Regions from separate parts of the Homo sapiens genome. Here region 2 is linked to region 1. A link is a loop called in an ENCODE intact Hi-C map of the cell type or tissue named here. Cell type or tissue: GM12878. All regions are shown on one strand.

Region 1 (8,000 bases):
TAGGGAGGGCCCTAAACCAAACTGACTGGTGTTCTCCCAAGAAGAGATTTGGACACACACAGAGACATCAGAAGTGTGTGTGCACAGAGGAAAAACCATGAGAAGAGGCAGCAACGGCACAGTCATCCGCAAACCAAGGAGAGGGACTCAGCAGAAACCAGCCCTTCCAACACCTTCATCTCAGACTTCCAGCCTCTAGAATTATAAATTCCTGTTGGTTAAGCCACCCAGTCTGCAATATTTTGTCATGGAAGCCCGAGCAAACTAATGCATAGATAAATAAATTACCTGTAAAAACACATGACACAATAATTAAATGTACATACAACAAACTAATTATATGTAAATATTTTGTGATAAATCGGAAGAAAAGATAGGAGAAATGTTCAACCTGGTTATGTTGTCTGTAAGCCCCTGGGCTTCTGCTGTTAGTGCTTCTATTGAAACTATGTTATTCAAATAAATTCTGAATTCATTACCTTTAAAACCTTAGTTAATGCAGGGATAAATGGAAAATATAAACTCGATTTCTGAGGAAAGATTACGAGCACTCTTATGTTAGTTATGTTTATTGAAAAAGAAAAATGGTTTAAAGAAAAAGGTTATTGAAAAGGAGAATTAGTATCTCCCTACAGATCATTTTTATTCATGTGAGGGAACACGGTAGTCAGGGCGAACACACCTGATCTTGAATTTCAACCATGCTACATCCTCTTTGGAAGACACTGGAAAAGAGCTTGGCCTCGCTGCCTGGATCATAATACTCAGGAGTATCTTTTCTTTGTACATAAAGAAACCTTTTAATACCTCACAGGCTTTTTGTTAGGATTACATGTATGCAGCATGTATGCACCATAACCTAATAGAGTATTTAACACACGCAAGCCATCAGTCTGCTTGCTGGTAGAGATATCATCTTTAAAAAACTCAGTATATGCATTAAGAGAAGTCCCTAGTGGGTGTCCTTAGAAAGATTTTGAGGCAGTTTAAAGGTGGAGAAACATTGTCTTCAAATACATAGTTAAATGACTTAATTTAAAAAAGATTTAAAAGAAAAGTTCAAAACTATGTACATCAGACAATTCATAATAAGTTGTGGATTTGCTATACTTATGATCCGTTATGCCACTTGTTCTTTTTGACACATTTATCTATTCCGTTGACTTTAATCAGACAATGGCAACTCCCTCTTTGTCCTCATATTATTGCCTTGGACTTTTCTAAAATTTCAATGAGGAAGACTACTTTAATCTTAGGAAATCGATAGCTCTACAACTGAGAAAGTCAACATTTAATTGGGTTGTATGTATCAGAGGATAAGTTTATTTTATAGAAAGAAGAAAAGTTATCAAGCTTAGTTATCAGAAATGAAGTTAATTAGTAAATTTCAGAGGTACTTTGGTAATTACTGATTTTAAAAAGAGAAATAAATGGACCCAGGGGAGAGAAAAAAGAAAGAGAAAGAGAGGGAGAGAGAGGGGGAGAGATAGAGGAAGAGAAAGAGAGAGAGATTGGACACAAGCAGAATTATGGAAATTTTATCATTCTTTTGACCACTGGAGTAAGATGAATTAAGTAAGACCACAAGGGAAATTAAGTTAGTAAAAGTCAGGTGTCACCTAAGGCTGGAGTTGTGTCAATGCCACTCCTTGTACCACCACCAACACCCTTACCATAAGGTGATTACAGTTAAATGAGAAAAACAAATGCAAATAGAATAAACAGCAACTAGAGGAGATGATATAAGTGGTCTAATGGGCACCCTTTGTAAAAAGTCCTGAGGAGGGGTCTAGAAGGGGTCTGTGCCATAAATAAAAGTGAGTTTATGAAATTAAAAAGAAAGCCTCCCTTGGATATAGAAAGATTGCCATGTGCTTGAGAGAGCTTCTGGTTAAAGCTCAAGCCTCGTGCTTCTCCCAGTGAGTTGCACTGAAGTCAGTGTAATCAATCAGTCATGTTGTGTGTACTCGTGGAGTCTTTAATCTTTCAGCATCACAGGCTGGGAGGAATGTTCGGGTACAAAATGGCAGAATCTCATCCTTCTGAGCATCTGTGTAAGGAGATTTGGAGAATTCATAGCAATTGCAGCTCCTTTGATTCAGCCTGGTCTCTGCCTTTGCTCTTGCCCAGGAAACCAGTTTTTATCCACAACCAGAGGGAGGCAATAGAGAAGGAAGATCCCCATAATGATTTGCATTGTGTATATTTTGAAAATGACTTTATTAAAAAACAATTGTAGAAAGCATTCTAGTTTTGTAAAAGGGAGAATAAATATGTATATGCATTTTCAGATCAATTTTATTACTTCATGCTTATGAAATTACATGATAACTGCCCTGCTTAGAGAAATAGTAAAATGTTGACATTGATGATCTTTAAATATAGATATGCCAATTTAGGAAGCTAAGTTTCTTGTGTTGACTGACGAATTAACATGGAATTCTGGGTTTTCTAGAGTGTGTTTAATATGATACAATTAAAGTATAATACCTCTGGCTAGTGTGAAATAGAGTGGGCTGTTAGGGAACATAAGTCAGGGACTGTCATGTGAAGCCCTCAGAAACAGATGGAAGATCCTTTGCAAGCCTGGTAACCCATCAAACCTTAGATACTTGGCTTTTTTGGAGACATCTTGTTAAGGTGTTTGGTTAAATTTCAGAAAACTCCAATTCCAATCCCCTTTGTCCAGCACTGACCACTAATTTATAGTAAGAAAACTCATCTAATACTATTTTAATGAAAGGCTGAAAAAAGCAGATGGGCACAAAGAAGTAGATTGCCAATAATTCAGCAAAAGTAAAGTGGCAGTTTTCCCTTGGTGGTACACAGAAAATTTTCCAGTTACACATTGTATTGTGCCCACTCGTAGCTGCCGTTCATGCTTCGTCTTCAAGTATGCAAAATAATTATGGAAAACAGCAGCCTCACAAAAGCCACACTTATAAAGACAGGCATTAAAACTACCTTTCATTCATACTTTTGCCTTGCTGCTGTTTGGAGTTCCTTGTCTAAGAGAACTTCGAAAATCTGTTTGGGATTCCTACCATTTCTTCAAATTCCTCAGAAGAACAATTGTATTCTGGGCAATATGATTAACGTCATAAATATTTCTCGAAGTGGCTACTATTCAGAAAGCTTAAACCCAGCGTAGGTATATGAAAGATAAGCATTGTGAAATGGAGATACTCAAATGAACTCACCTAAGTACTGGTAAACCCTTTGAGTTTTTAATTTTCATCTTTTTTACTTTGCAAGATGGCTGGAAAGTATGATGAGACTAAAAATACATTTCCAAAATAGGATAGATTTGCAAAAAAAAAAAAAAATAGTGTTTTCTCAGCTACATGTTCAATCCTGCAAGATTTTCATGTTTATCTAAGTTTTCTCACATGCCTCAGTTTTGATAACTATGCTTCACATGCAGAGAAGGAAAAAATTCAGGGCTTAATATTTTGTTTCATTTGTATCTTTTCCTTTTTATTTTTTTTTTGCTTGATAAAAGTGCTTACCAAGATCAGTCATGTTTCTCTAAAGGTGAAGACAGGAGGAAATGTGTAAACAATTGGTAGAACAAACAGGAGAGTTGCTTATTTTATTCCATCAATTACGGCGTCCCAAATCATTACAACCTCTTGCCACCTGTTTCTGTCATTGTCTCCTCCCTCCTGCTTCCTCCTTCTTCGGTTCCATTGTTGGAAGGGCTACTCAAAGGTTTCAGGAAACTAATCACACTGCACTGTTTTTAACACGTCTCTGCCCTGCGAGCCTTTCAAACAATTAGTCTCTTTGCAAGTGTTCAAAGATGTAGTACATTTTGCCAAGATTGTAAACTCTCCAGATTCCTTGCTTCCTGTTCCTGATCTACATTAACCCAGTCTTTTAAGGCTTTATTTCCAGTGGCTGATGAGAACAGAGACAGAAGATGGCACTGTTGACTCATTATCAAAAAGTCAGCAATTGCTTTAGAAAAAAAAATCTTCCATGTTAGAAAAACACAGTATTATTAGAAACTGGAAGTGAGACTACATATATAATGAAACCCAATTTTTGAATATTGTAAGAGGAAATATCAATTAAAAATTAGAGAAAGTAAACTAAGCAGTGAGAAAGTCTCACTGACTTAAATTTTCAGGAAGAGCTTGTTTCATATGGAATTCAGTTCTAGTTACATGCAGCAGAGGGATAAGATGAGATACTTGGGGTTTGGTTCAACTCCACTCTCACAAACCACAAGGCATTAGACACATTACTTAACCTCTCCCTGAGTCTAAATGTCCTTATTGTAAAATGGAGATAATAATACTTATTCTGTATGATCATTTTTTGCAATGAATGAGCACATAGTAAAAGTTCATTAATGCTGCTAGAATGTAAGTCTTTGATTATCTTGTTAATAACTCTATCAACACCAAATAGCACAATACCCAACCTAGAAAAGCTGTGTAGAAATTGATTGAGTGAAAAAAACAAAACTTAACTGAATTTTGTGTTAACTTACTGATGGTACTTAAACAAGAAGCAGGGCACATGTAAAAAATAATTAATTGGTTACCAATTTGATCGTTACAGCACTTGGCTATTTCAATCTGTCCTTTTTCTTAGGGAAATTTAATTATTTCCAATTAAACTATTGAAGATGTCTCATCATTAATAGGGAAATTTTTATATAGATTTTCAGAAGCACTAGCAGACAGCTATTTTATTTAGACAGGCAGAAATTAAAGTATTGTTTTTTAATATTCTCTTCTATTTCTTATTATAATTGTAACCATTATACCATAGCCTACCTTTCCTTTGAGAAATTTAAATGGGAAAATAACATATGGTAGAATATTTTGCCCCTCTTGTTTCCCTAAAATTTAAAGCAAAGACACATTATTTGTGCTCAGTCTACACTAATTAAACATGAATATTTTACATTAAGATACATAGAAATGAAAGGCTTACTTATCCTGTAATATTTTACGTTGTCATAATATTAACTTTAAGCATCAGGAGTTATTTAGACATCATTAAATGTATACATGTTTATTTTCATAATCCCTATGTATGTGATAGAGCTATTTAGCAAAAGTCAATTTTCTCTTTTGGGGCACACAGCCAGCCTACTTTCTTGGTCTTCTTTGCATTTGGGTTTGGACATATGACTAAATTGCAGAGAATGGAATGTGCATGAAAGCAATGCATGCCGTTTCTGTATCGACTCTTGTAGGAAGAAAGTATGCTTCCTACCCCAAAAGATCTGTATTTCTTTGTACTCACTAGATGCAAATGACAGATAGACCCTAAAGGGTACAGAGCCACAAAATGGAAAGAATCTGGGTTGATGAATCTCCACATAAAGGAATTCATCCTTTGCTTAGTAACTGCTAGGTAAGTGGGAAATCAGCTTCTCTTTGTTCTATTAGTTTTTATCACCCCAAATAATATGCCTGTAAAAAATAGTGAGCTAGCAATCACAGCATAACATATGATTTACTGTCACTCTTTAGAACATTCTAGGCTAAAATAGGGACACCAAGTAATAAGTGCCTTTTGACAGAAAGGCCAGGATGCTCTGCTCATTCAGCTAATCAGCAATTCTATATAGTATACGCTCACTTTTCATTAACTTATTTTTTTAATTAAAAATACCAAATAGTAGCTCACTGAGTGTTAATATTTGGGTACATTCGCACAGATATCTGGGCTTCACCTCATTATGTTTCTACTCTATTTCCTCCATTAATCTGTCCAATGGAGGAAGGATATTTAAAATTAAAATTGATGGCATCCACTTAAACTTTCCAAAGAGTGGGGAGTGAGGGGCATAATATTTATTTCTTATTCATTACTTTTTCTTCTTCTCTCAGAGTTTAAGTGTAGCAAGAAGGGAGAATTAGAAATCCTATTACAGTATTTTTTTTTTAACCATAGAAGAAGAGGACCCAGAGAGGTGACATGTTGAGTGAAACACAATATTCAGCCTTTAAAGGTACAGACATTCTTCATAAACCTTGACAGATGCATCCAAATGTTTTTGGTGTAATTTACAGTGAGGGTCACATGCTGATTCTTTTCCATTCCCTGCTCCTCACTTCCTGCTCTGTGCCTCAGGAGAATGGTTCATGTAGATGCTGTCTTTCTGGCTTCCAGTTAGACTTAGCTAGGGGGAAGTACTTGCAGAAAGTGGATGATAGAAGGGGAGAGAGGGCAGGGTATCTCTTCTCTTGCTCACCCCCTCTTCTGCACAGGATTTTGGAAAGCCCTGATATGTTCTCTAGCACCTGGAGCTGCTGCCATGCATTCCTTTCTTGCCCTTTCAGTCTTAGGGAAGGAATGGCTTCCTTGCTTTGCCAATCCGTGAGTGTTGCTGCCTCCATTTTTGCTACCTTTAAATAGTCGAAATGGTTGACCAGCAAATGGACACCACAGCATAACCAAGTTGCCACATAAATGTAACTATAACATAAAGCCTGAGAATCTTGGGTTTAGAAATGAAGAGCCATTTCCACAAATGAAGCAAAAGAAGAGCAGGCCTTCTTTTTTTCCATGACCTATGGATAATTTTGCCTAATAATACCATCTATGTAAGAGGGCGATAAAGGAATAATAAGGTTAGAAAAAAAGCAGACCTTCTGTTAAAAATAGACCTTTTTGATAGAAATTCTTTAGCTGAGGTAACACAATGTCTTTTGTCTCAGGTATTATGGTATCCAAAATTGAGTGATAACCCATTAGGGATAGCTGAAGAAAATAGAGATCTATACTGAAGGCAAACGCTAATGTGTTTAAAGTATCCTGAGAGTGAGACCCTCTGCTTTCTGGCAGTTAGCAGAGGTTGTATGTGTTAAAGGCAGCTGGGTTTGTCATCAGTTAAAAGAAACAAGAGAACAAGAATGTGATGTATAAGGCAAGGCAAATGTTCCAGTATCACTTCCCAAAAGTATACAGCCTAAGAACAAGAAAGTCTATGGTTTTGAGTTTTGCAGGCAAAATGGACAATTTAAACAACTTCAAGAGAGCACCTTCTATAGTTTGGGGTTTATGATACAAAACCTCAGTAACTAACTAACTAACTTTGTGCTGGGTGGGGGCTTGAAATTTTTGGTGTTAGGTTTTCTAAAAGACCTTAACCTTTATGAGAGACCTATTAATATTTTAAGGCTTTAAAATGTTATTATGTTTGAGAAAAATAACTATGCAGTCTGTATGGCTATAAAGATAAACTGGAGATCAAAATGTCATTAATAGATAAAAACTCAAATTCAATTTTAGATAGATTTTTAGAACAGTGAAGGCTCTCCATAGCAGCAATAGGAAGCTATGTGAGGTGGTGAACATTTTAGTATTACGTATGGTTTAGCAGAAATAATATGGTCAGGGAAATAAATACAGGCATCGTGGTTGAACTTCATGGGATTAGGCTAGATGATGTAAAGGTCTTACCTCATTTTAAGATTTTATAATTTTAAAATTTATATTCCCCATACTGAAAAATATTATGCTTATGTATACCAGAAGGCATAAATTAACATACACTTCACGTATCTCACTATTATGATTTTTTGATATTACATATAAAGTAGGATCCATAAAGTGTAAAGTTTCAGACAGAGTTTATTTTTAGTTGCCGTACTTCTTTTCTTCATATTTGATGGCATAATTCCTATTTCAAATTATAGCCATTTAAGACTTTGCAAGGGAGTTAAGCTAGAAATTTTTCTGTTTTTAGGATACTATATGCAAACATGGAGGCTGTCAAATAAAATTTTGGAAGCTGAGAAATAAAAAAAAATTACTTTTAAACACAAGGAATCTCATGGAGTTAAAATGAGCAGTTTTGTCTCTTTCCCAGGCTTTTGGACATCACTGGGTTATAAAATTACTTTTATACTTTAAAGAGAGAAGACTGACATAGGGTTGTCGATGTTGTTTTTCAGCTACATCTATCTTAAAGAAAAGTGAATATAAAATAACTAAACTTTATTGCCACCATTTCATATAAAAGGAGAATCTTA
Region 2 (8,000 bases), 350 kb before region 1:
AATGCCTCACGATCATGGCGGAAAGCGAAGGAGGAGCAAAGGCACATCTTACATGGTGGCAGGCAACAGAGCGTGTGCAGGGGAACTGCCTTTTATAAAACCATCGGATCTCGTGAGATGTATTCACTATCAGGAGAACAGCACGGGAAAAATCCACGACCATGATTAAATTACCTCCCACTGGGTCCCTCCCTTGGCATGTGGGGATTATGGAAGTTACAATTCAAGATAAGATTTGGATGGGGACACAGCCAAACCATATCAAAGGTATTTGGATCCTGTTTAAATATATGTTATAAAGTCTTTGCTAGTTTAAAGGGAAAAGAGAAAAAACTGATGGCAAAAGGAAGCCGATGAAAGGGGCCATATGAGGAGACTAACCAAAAGGAAATAGTCAATTAAAGACATTTGGAAAATTTACCTAGATGGAGTACTATAGGATTTGGACACTCTGCTGGATACTGAATACACAGGATTAGGATAAAATCAATGCTGTTGAAGAATAACTGTAATATGCAGCAGCTAACATTTATTAAGCATTTATTATATACTCATTTATGTATTACAACAGCCTGACGAAGTAGGTATTATCTCAATGCTACAGATGGTGCAGTGAGATTAGGTAACTTGTCCAAGGTTACACAGGTAGCCAGTGAGCCCACTATAACATGCTGTCTCCTTAAGTGTTGTTAGGGAGAAATATGATTTATTAGGCAGTGTTGGCTGAGTTATGTGTGGTAACATATGACTCCAAAAATTTTAGTAATCTATAATAACACAGTTTTTTTGTTTGTTTGGTTTGGTTTTGGTTTTGGTTTTCTGTTTTTTTTTGTTTTTTGTTTTCTTTTTAAATTTCATTGCAGGACAGTTGCTCTGATTCATTTCTGGACTTCAGTGGAAGAAGCAGCCCTTATTTAGGATATTGTTAGTCTTTGGCAGAGGGAATACAAAGCAATGGAAGGGTGATGTGATGGCTCCGAAAGCTTCTGTTGGATGTAGAATATAAAGTTTGCTCACCTTTTTTAATCCAAAGTAAGCCATGCGGCAAACCTGACAGTGGGGTGAGGAGTGAAATGTTCCCACTAGGGAGGGTCTTTAGAGGGCCCATACAGAGAGTTTAGGTTCTTTGTCTTTTGTTTTTGTTTGTTTTTATCGTGTGAATCTTTAGCTTTACAAGGAAGAGAATCAATGAATGGTTGGTCTGACTTCATTTCACACTGAGGAGTTAATAGTATGACCCAAAAAGTTAATCCCTACACTGTCAGTTTGGGAGTGGCAGGTGGCAGAGAGTTACGCACACGGGAGACAATGCAAGGGAGGGCGCTACCTCTCATAGTGATCAGTAAGGGTAGTGAGACAGCCAAGTGGAAAGGGGTCCACAGAGAAGCTTCAGGCAGCCTGCACACTGGGAAGAGTGAGCACTGGGGTGGAGCCACAGAAGTTTGCACCGTTTGCAGTGGGGAGGAGGCTGACCCCTCCTCTTCCCGGGTGGAAACCGGGATTCAATCTGTGAGGAGGGAAGCATGTATAGCAGGACTCTCTCTCTGCTGAGTCCGTTTCCCATTTTTTCCTTTTTGCCCCATAAATTCCATTTTTCTCACCCTTTAAAGTGTCTGTGAGCCTAATATTTCATGGCTGTGTGACAAGGACCTGGCTTTTAGGTGAACTAAGGAGAAAATCCTACAACAGTAGGACTAGGGCATAGCCAAAATCCAAACACAGCAAAATCCACACAACCAAAATCTTTGCTAAGCAAGGCACCTGGGAAAAAAACCTGTCTCAACAGTAAGTCAGGCCACATCAGACATAAGCTAAAGGCTGGCCTGAGTGAGAGCTGGTAGGGAAGGAGAGATGAAGCAAGATGATAGGAAACAAGATCTGGTTAGGGCTGAAGGTCAGTTCAGCTATCAAGGGCGGGGGAAGCCAGTTTTTGAGGAGGTCACTTCAAGCCTTGAGTTCCTTTGTCTAACCCCCTGTTCTCCTGGCTGTTTCCCATTAATTTTTGGGGAATGTGCTATGAACTGATGGGCACAGATGTGTGTAAAACAGAGACGGTTATAGACAGTCCTATTTATTCAAATGTGACAGGATGATGGACCTAGTCATATCCATAGAACCAATTATAAGCTAAACCCATGCAGGTAGTTAGGTGGAACAGACACATTTAAAAACGAAGAGCACTTTAATTCTTGAATTAATGTTAAATTCAGCCTGAATTTATTGGATAAATGTCTCATTTCATGTAAGTAAATCTAACTAAAGACTTTAACTAAATCTAACTAATGACTCTAACTAAAGCTATTTCCACAGAGATGTAAATTGTTCTTGATGAATACAATGAAAGCAAGTAATAATCGCTTTTTGGAACTTAGAACAAATTCACTTCAGGTGAAGGTTAAGCACTTGAGAATAAGACAATTATTTTTCCTTTCAAATACTAAAGAGTTGCAAAAACTCTGGTGATAAATTGGAACATTTGGGAAATGAAGGCAACAGTAAGATTTAATTTATTGCCCATGTGTAAGAATTCTAAGTTTTGCACATTCCTTGTAATCTTTTCCTATATACATGTAAAAACTGTGTAATTACATAGTTTAAAATTTCACTGTAATATAGCATGTTCCATAAATGATTTTTCAGGTTCTAGGACAGTCCTTATGATTATAATGGTTGCAAAATAGTTCACTGCATAGAGTTAACCTAATTTAATTTATTATTTTTATTATTAAACATGTAGTTTCTTTCAGCTTATTATCATTATTAACAATACTGCAGTAAATGGCCACATGGAACCTACATGTTTCTTTGTTTTGGATTTTTTTCATTGCAATACATGTCCTAAATTGGGATTACTGGGTCAAAGGTTATAAAATTTTAATGACTATGCAAACTGACTTAAAAATAACTACAAATAATTTAACAAAAACATGTGGGTATGTAATCCACTGAATTCTCGCTTGCTTTAGAAATTATATTTAAAGGTCACATAAATTGACTAATTAATATTGTAGAAAAAAATGATACTTTGTGTTAATTTGTGTGTCTGAATACTTGTGAGGCTAAACACTGTCCCGTAGGTTGCTTTAGCCAACAGAAGGAGTTATAATTCTTTCATTCGGTAATTGGACAAATATTTTTTGAGCGCCTACAATGTGCCAGGCAGTTTTTTTTGTTTGTTTGTTTCAGAGCACACAGCAGTGAAGTAAACAAACTCCCTTGCCCTCATGGATTTTATATTCTATGGTAAAAAAGACAATAAACACAATAAGTATTAAAATTATGTAGTATGTTAGAATAACTGCAGTAAAAAATAAAGTAAGATAAAAATAATAAGGAGTTTGTTAGCAGAAGTTGCATTTCTAAATATGGTGGTCATTGAAAAACAAACATTTGAACAAAGACTTGAAAGAGGTGGAGTAGGTCCCATATGGTATCAGAGGAAAGTGTTGCAGCCAGGGATGTTAAGTTGTAGAAGACCCTAAGGGGACCATGTGTGAGGTGTTGCAGGAGAATCAGGGAGGCCAGTTTGGCTAGAGTGAAGTGAAATCTTTGATGTGATGAAGTGATGATCTTTGATGAAATCTAGTAATGCTTATTTGTTTCATAGGAGAAAAACAAGGAGAGAAAAATCTAAACCCAGCAGAAGAGAAAGTTTAAGAAAGCGGTCGTCGCCAATACCAAAATTAGCTATGATATTCAGGAAGAAAAAAATGGAAACACGATAACCACAGTCAATAAAGACCAAGGCCACATTCCATTGACCAGAGCTCAGCCACGCGCCACACCTGGCTAAAGAGACTCTGGCTGAAGAATTCCCTGAATATTTTAATGTAGCTCTAGGTTATAACACAGAACAACCACAAGGTGGCAGAAGAACTCCATTCTTGTAAATCTCTTAGTTGCTTCTTTATTTCATCTTCCCTATTCCATCTAATGTTCCCTGAATTTTACTATTTTGTTGGTTTGAAAATATGTGTGACTTACGTCCTTTAAAGGATTTGGTTCGTAAGGTTTTGAATAGACTGGAATATAAAACATTTATAGAAAAGAAAAATACCTACAGTATGATGTTAGTGAACTATTAATAATCCAATTAAATAAAATATATTTGCTTTGGATTAATACATATTTTGTTTTGATGTTTGCTAAATAAAACTAAGCATTAGGAGGCCAAATAGCCACAATGAACATTTTCATATTATTTAATAAGCCAGTTTCAAGGCATACATGCTAAATTTGTTCTTAAGGAAAAGTTGAATTTTTGCTTTCATGAAATTACAAACTCTAAGGCAATTTTACACGTGTAAATCCAATGTGTTCTGAAGTTTAAAGTGTCAAAGGCTGTTGGATTTAAACAGATCTTGTATGACTCTCTGTTTCATCTCTTCAGAGGTTGATAGTAAGCAACTTTGGCAGCAACTCACAGCTTCTGCTGTAACATGAGGCTAATAATGACGACTTTATAAGGTTGTTGCAAAGAGTCAGGGATGCCACAAGCAACGTTCTTTATATATGCAGAATTTTAAAAATAAAGTAAATAAAAATATTCCTTCCTCTATTCCCCATTTTTCTAACATTATTTGCAACTGGTGTTTTAATGCAAGACCAAAGGCTAAAATATACATGTAGCTAGCAGAATCAAAACCTAGATCAGATGTTCAAAAGCATCATGCTGCTAAAAGATTTCAGAGTCTAAAACCTGTGCTCACTCTTCTGAAACATCTTTCCACTTCCTGTTTAAAAAAAAACGTGATATTCTTTGAAGCTCATTTTTTGGGCTTCATGTGTTGTAATTATACATTTGTTATATAGGGTATATGATGACTTACGCTCTAAGGTATTATTCAGTACATTGTAGAAAAAGGAGAATAAAGAATGTTGTTTGTCAGTAGGCAGCTCTGTCCTCTTTATCCTTGACTGTAATTTACTAAAGAGCTGACAAAATTACAGCACAGGCAGCAATTCACCATATTACCCTGCAGACAGCCAAGAGACTGACATTGAGATGATGCGTTTTAACTTGGGTCCATGTAAGGAACCTGATGGGGTTATATGAATTCTTTTCTGTACTATGAAAAAATGAAGTTGCTAATAAGAAGGAGGTACAAAAGTGTGTACTCTGCGCAAGGCTACTGATAAAGATGCTACAGGGATGCGTGGAAACCCAATATGTAACACTGAAATGGCTTTTGATTCATTTGTATTTGGTCTCAGACAAGAAAATAGATTAAGAAAAGGTCTGAAAAAATGGAGCACTAGGAAAAATGATAGGAAATTTTGTGTTGTTGATAGTTATCTAATATGAAATACACGTTTGTAATATTTTGACATATATGATTTAATACAACTATATTTTGTAATAAATATCTTTAATTCTAAGGATTGAAAATCTTAAAAGGATCTAAATTTTATAGTTATAGCTGTTTTGTTTCAATAGGCTGATGGACTTGGAAATTCCAGGTTTCTTAAACATATTCGATGAACTTGAAAAGCAGGGGGAGATACTTTCAGATGGCCTTGAATGGGAGCGGGGGGACCCTGGATTTCACTGGACACATCTTTCTTCCTTTCTTCTCTGTAGTTTGGGACCTCTTCTTCTCAACTAGTCAGCAATTATAAGAATGAAAATTACCAGCCGGGCGCGATGGCTCACGCCTGTAATCCCAGCCCTTTGGGAGGCCAAGGCGGGGGGATCACGAGGTCAGAAGATCGAGACCATCCTGGCTAACACGGTGAAACCCCGTCTCTACTAAAAAATACAAAGAATCAGCCGGGCATGGTGGCGGGTGCCTGTAGTCCCAGCTACTCAGGAGACTGAGGCAGGAGAATGGTGTGAATCCGGGAGGCTTATGTTGCAGTGACTGCACTCCAGCCTGGGCGACAGAGCGAGACTCTGTCTCAAAAAAAAAAAAAAAAAAAAAAAAGAATGAAAATTACCTTAGCAGCTATTCAGAGTAGGTCCAAAAGATAATCAAATAAAGAAGATTTCAGTATTCTCAAGGTGGAAGAGACAATGTCTTTGCATCTGCAGTTGGAAAGCCTGGAGTAATCTCCTTCCACTGTGGAAATCCCTTCTGTCCTCAAGGTCTCAAGCATATGATACCTTCATGATGGATTTCCTGACTCTTGGAGTTAAAACGTTCCGTCCCTTGCCTGCACTCACGTAGCCATTAGTTTATCAGGTGTTACATCCTCAAACAGAGCTGCTAGGCCACGTGTGCTCTTTACATACAACCTCTGACGCTGGCTAATGACTACTGGGCTGGCATTTTTCTCAATTCTTAAGAAAAACCAAAACCAGTTTGGTTTTCTTTTTAAGTAGTGGTAAAATAGACATCATGTAAAATCTACTATTCTAACCATTTTTAAGTGTACAATTCAGTGGCATTAAGTACACTCACATTATTATGTAATTATCACTACTCAACAGTTTTTTGTGTGGATTTTTCAGGGTTTTCTAAATATATAATCCTATCATCTGTGAACAGAGATAAATTTAATTCTTCATTTCCAATTTTATTTCCTTTTTTAGAACTTCTAATATTATGTTGAATAGAAGTCAGAAAAAAATGTGTGATTATACTTCTATGAAGCACCTAGAAGTCAAATTCACAGAGCTAGGAAGTAGAATAGTCTACGAAGGGCTTCGGAGAGGGGTAATGAGAGTTATGGTTTAACGGGTACAGTTTCAGTTTGTGTTGATGAAAACATTTTGGGCATGGAATATGAGCTTTTGTCTTAGGTTCTGATTTCAGAGAAAAATGGCCAATATATGCTGCTTTTGTTTTGCTCATGGCTAGAAAACTGGGGTCTGGGAACCAAGGGATGGAAGTGGGATTGGCCTTTTTCACTATCACTTCCAGTGATACACTTTGGGAGAATATTCATCTTCACAGCCTTAGGATCTTCCAGAATAAAATGTCTGGTTTCTCATGGGTATAACACACCTATGGGAGGACACAGTAAGAGTTCCAGTGAATGAAGCTACTCTACCCCTGGTCACTCTTGAATCCCCAAATCAGAGGATCAGTAGGCAAAAAGGGGGTGTTCTATATTGGTAGGATAATTGAGTCTGATTATTGCATGAGGACTGATGTTGCATCATGGTATCTGGTAGGAGTAGCTCTGGAATTTGGAAATTCACTGGGTTATCTTTGGATGCCTCCATGTTCATTGACAACTATAAATGAGAAATTGAGCAACCTTGGCCCAACCAAGATGAGACAAATAAAAACTAAGGTTTCTCAAGGATGAAGGTCTGGGTTATCCAACCAGAAAAGCCTCGAGCTGCCAAAATACTGGTCAAGGCAAACTGAAAATAGATGATGAAGAAGATTGATGGTGGATATTAGTTATGGCCTCAGGTTGATGACAGCATCAGGGACTGGCCCATCAATCCTTTATACTATGCCCCTGTAGACACCGGGGTTGGTTGGAGATTGAAGAGGCCTCTGTAACACTTGGGACTTAAGAGAAGCCATGCCAGACTGCTGCTTTTTGTCTTATATTGAAGGGAAATATCCGTGCTTGAGTATTCTACTTGATTTTTTAAAAAATAGCAAAGTTATCATTAAATCATTGCTTGTTATGAAATCCAGCCATTGTCAGCTATGAGAGTTGCCGGGGTAGGGCGTGTTTGAGTATGTACGTGTCTGTTTCCTTTGCACTATTTCAGTTCTAACCCTTGAATTGCTAATTGGGGGAGGGAATGGCCTCTTTTTAGATTGTCCTTGTTTTGACTTATCTGCCAAGGCAAAAGAATGTCAGAGGGTTTGCCACACAGTCCTGCAGGGACCCCTGCACTTTGCCAGGATTTTTGTGTCAAATACTTTGTTTGGCCAAATTTAGAGAATAGTTTAAAGGGGGAAAAAGCTTGCATGTGATATGTCTAAATATTATGTTAGAATACTTTTAAATAATATGCTGTGATTGGAATCTTTCTTCCTGAAGGTTGCGGAGCGTGCTGAGACAGTGCAGCTGTGTCTCTGCTCTCTGCATTC

Evidence for each region. Hi-C counts contacts between places; a loop is a spot of excess contacts. Peaks named below come from ENCODE experiments on the same cell type or tissue, not always from the same donor. Only the 100,000 strongest peaks of a DNase experiment are listed, where the experiment ranks them.
Region 2: a loop joins it to region 1, with 6 times the contacts of the local background. A loop is called at or near these places in 4 of 110 quality-filtered maps.

What each region holds. Positions count from the first base shown.
Region 1 is chr21:25,035,869-25,043,868 of GRCh38, reverse strand. All of the region lies in intron 3 of LINC01692 (long intergenic non-protein coding RNA 1692), which reads right to left. Among named protein-coding and RNA genes, the nearest start is that of LINC01692, 200 kb to the right of the region's middle. In GM12878, a CTCF peak has its summit at 3,920 (motif pointing right); a DNase peak (open chromatin) is centred at 3,908; H3K4me3 peaks cover 482 bases; H3K27ac peaks cover 227 bases.
Region 2 is chr21:25,381,946-25,389,945 of GRCh38, reverse strand. LINC00158 (long intergenic non-protein coding RNA 158) reads left to right here. Exons shown (of 5, transcript NR_024027.2): 5 at 3,608-4,126. Among named protein-coding and RNA genes, the nearest start is that of LINC00158, 46 kb to the left of the region's middle. In GM12878, a CTCF peak has its summit at 3,863 (motif pointing right); a DNase peak (open chromatin) is centred at 3,865; H3K27ac peaks cover 720 bases.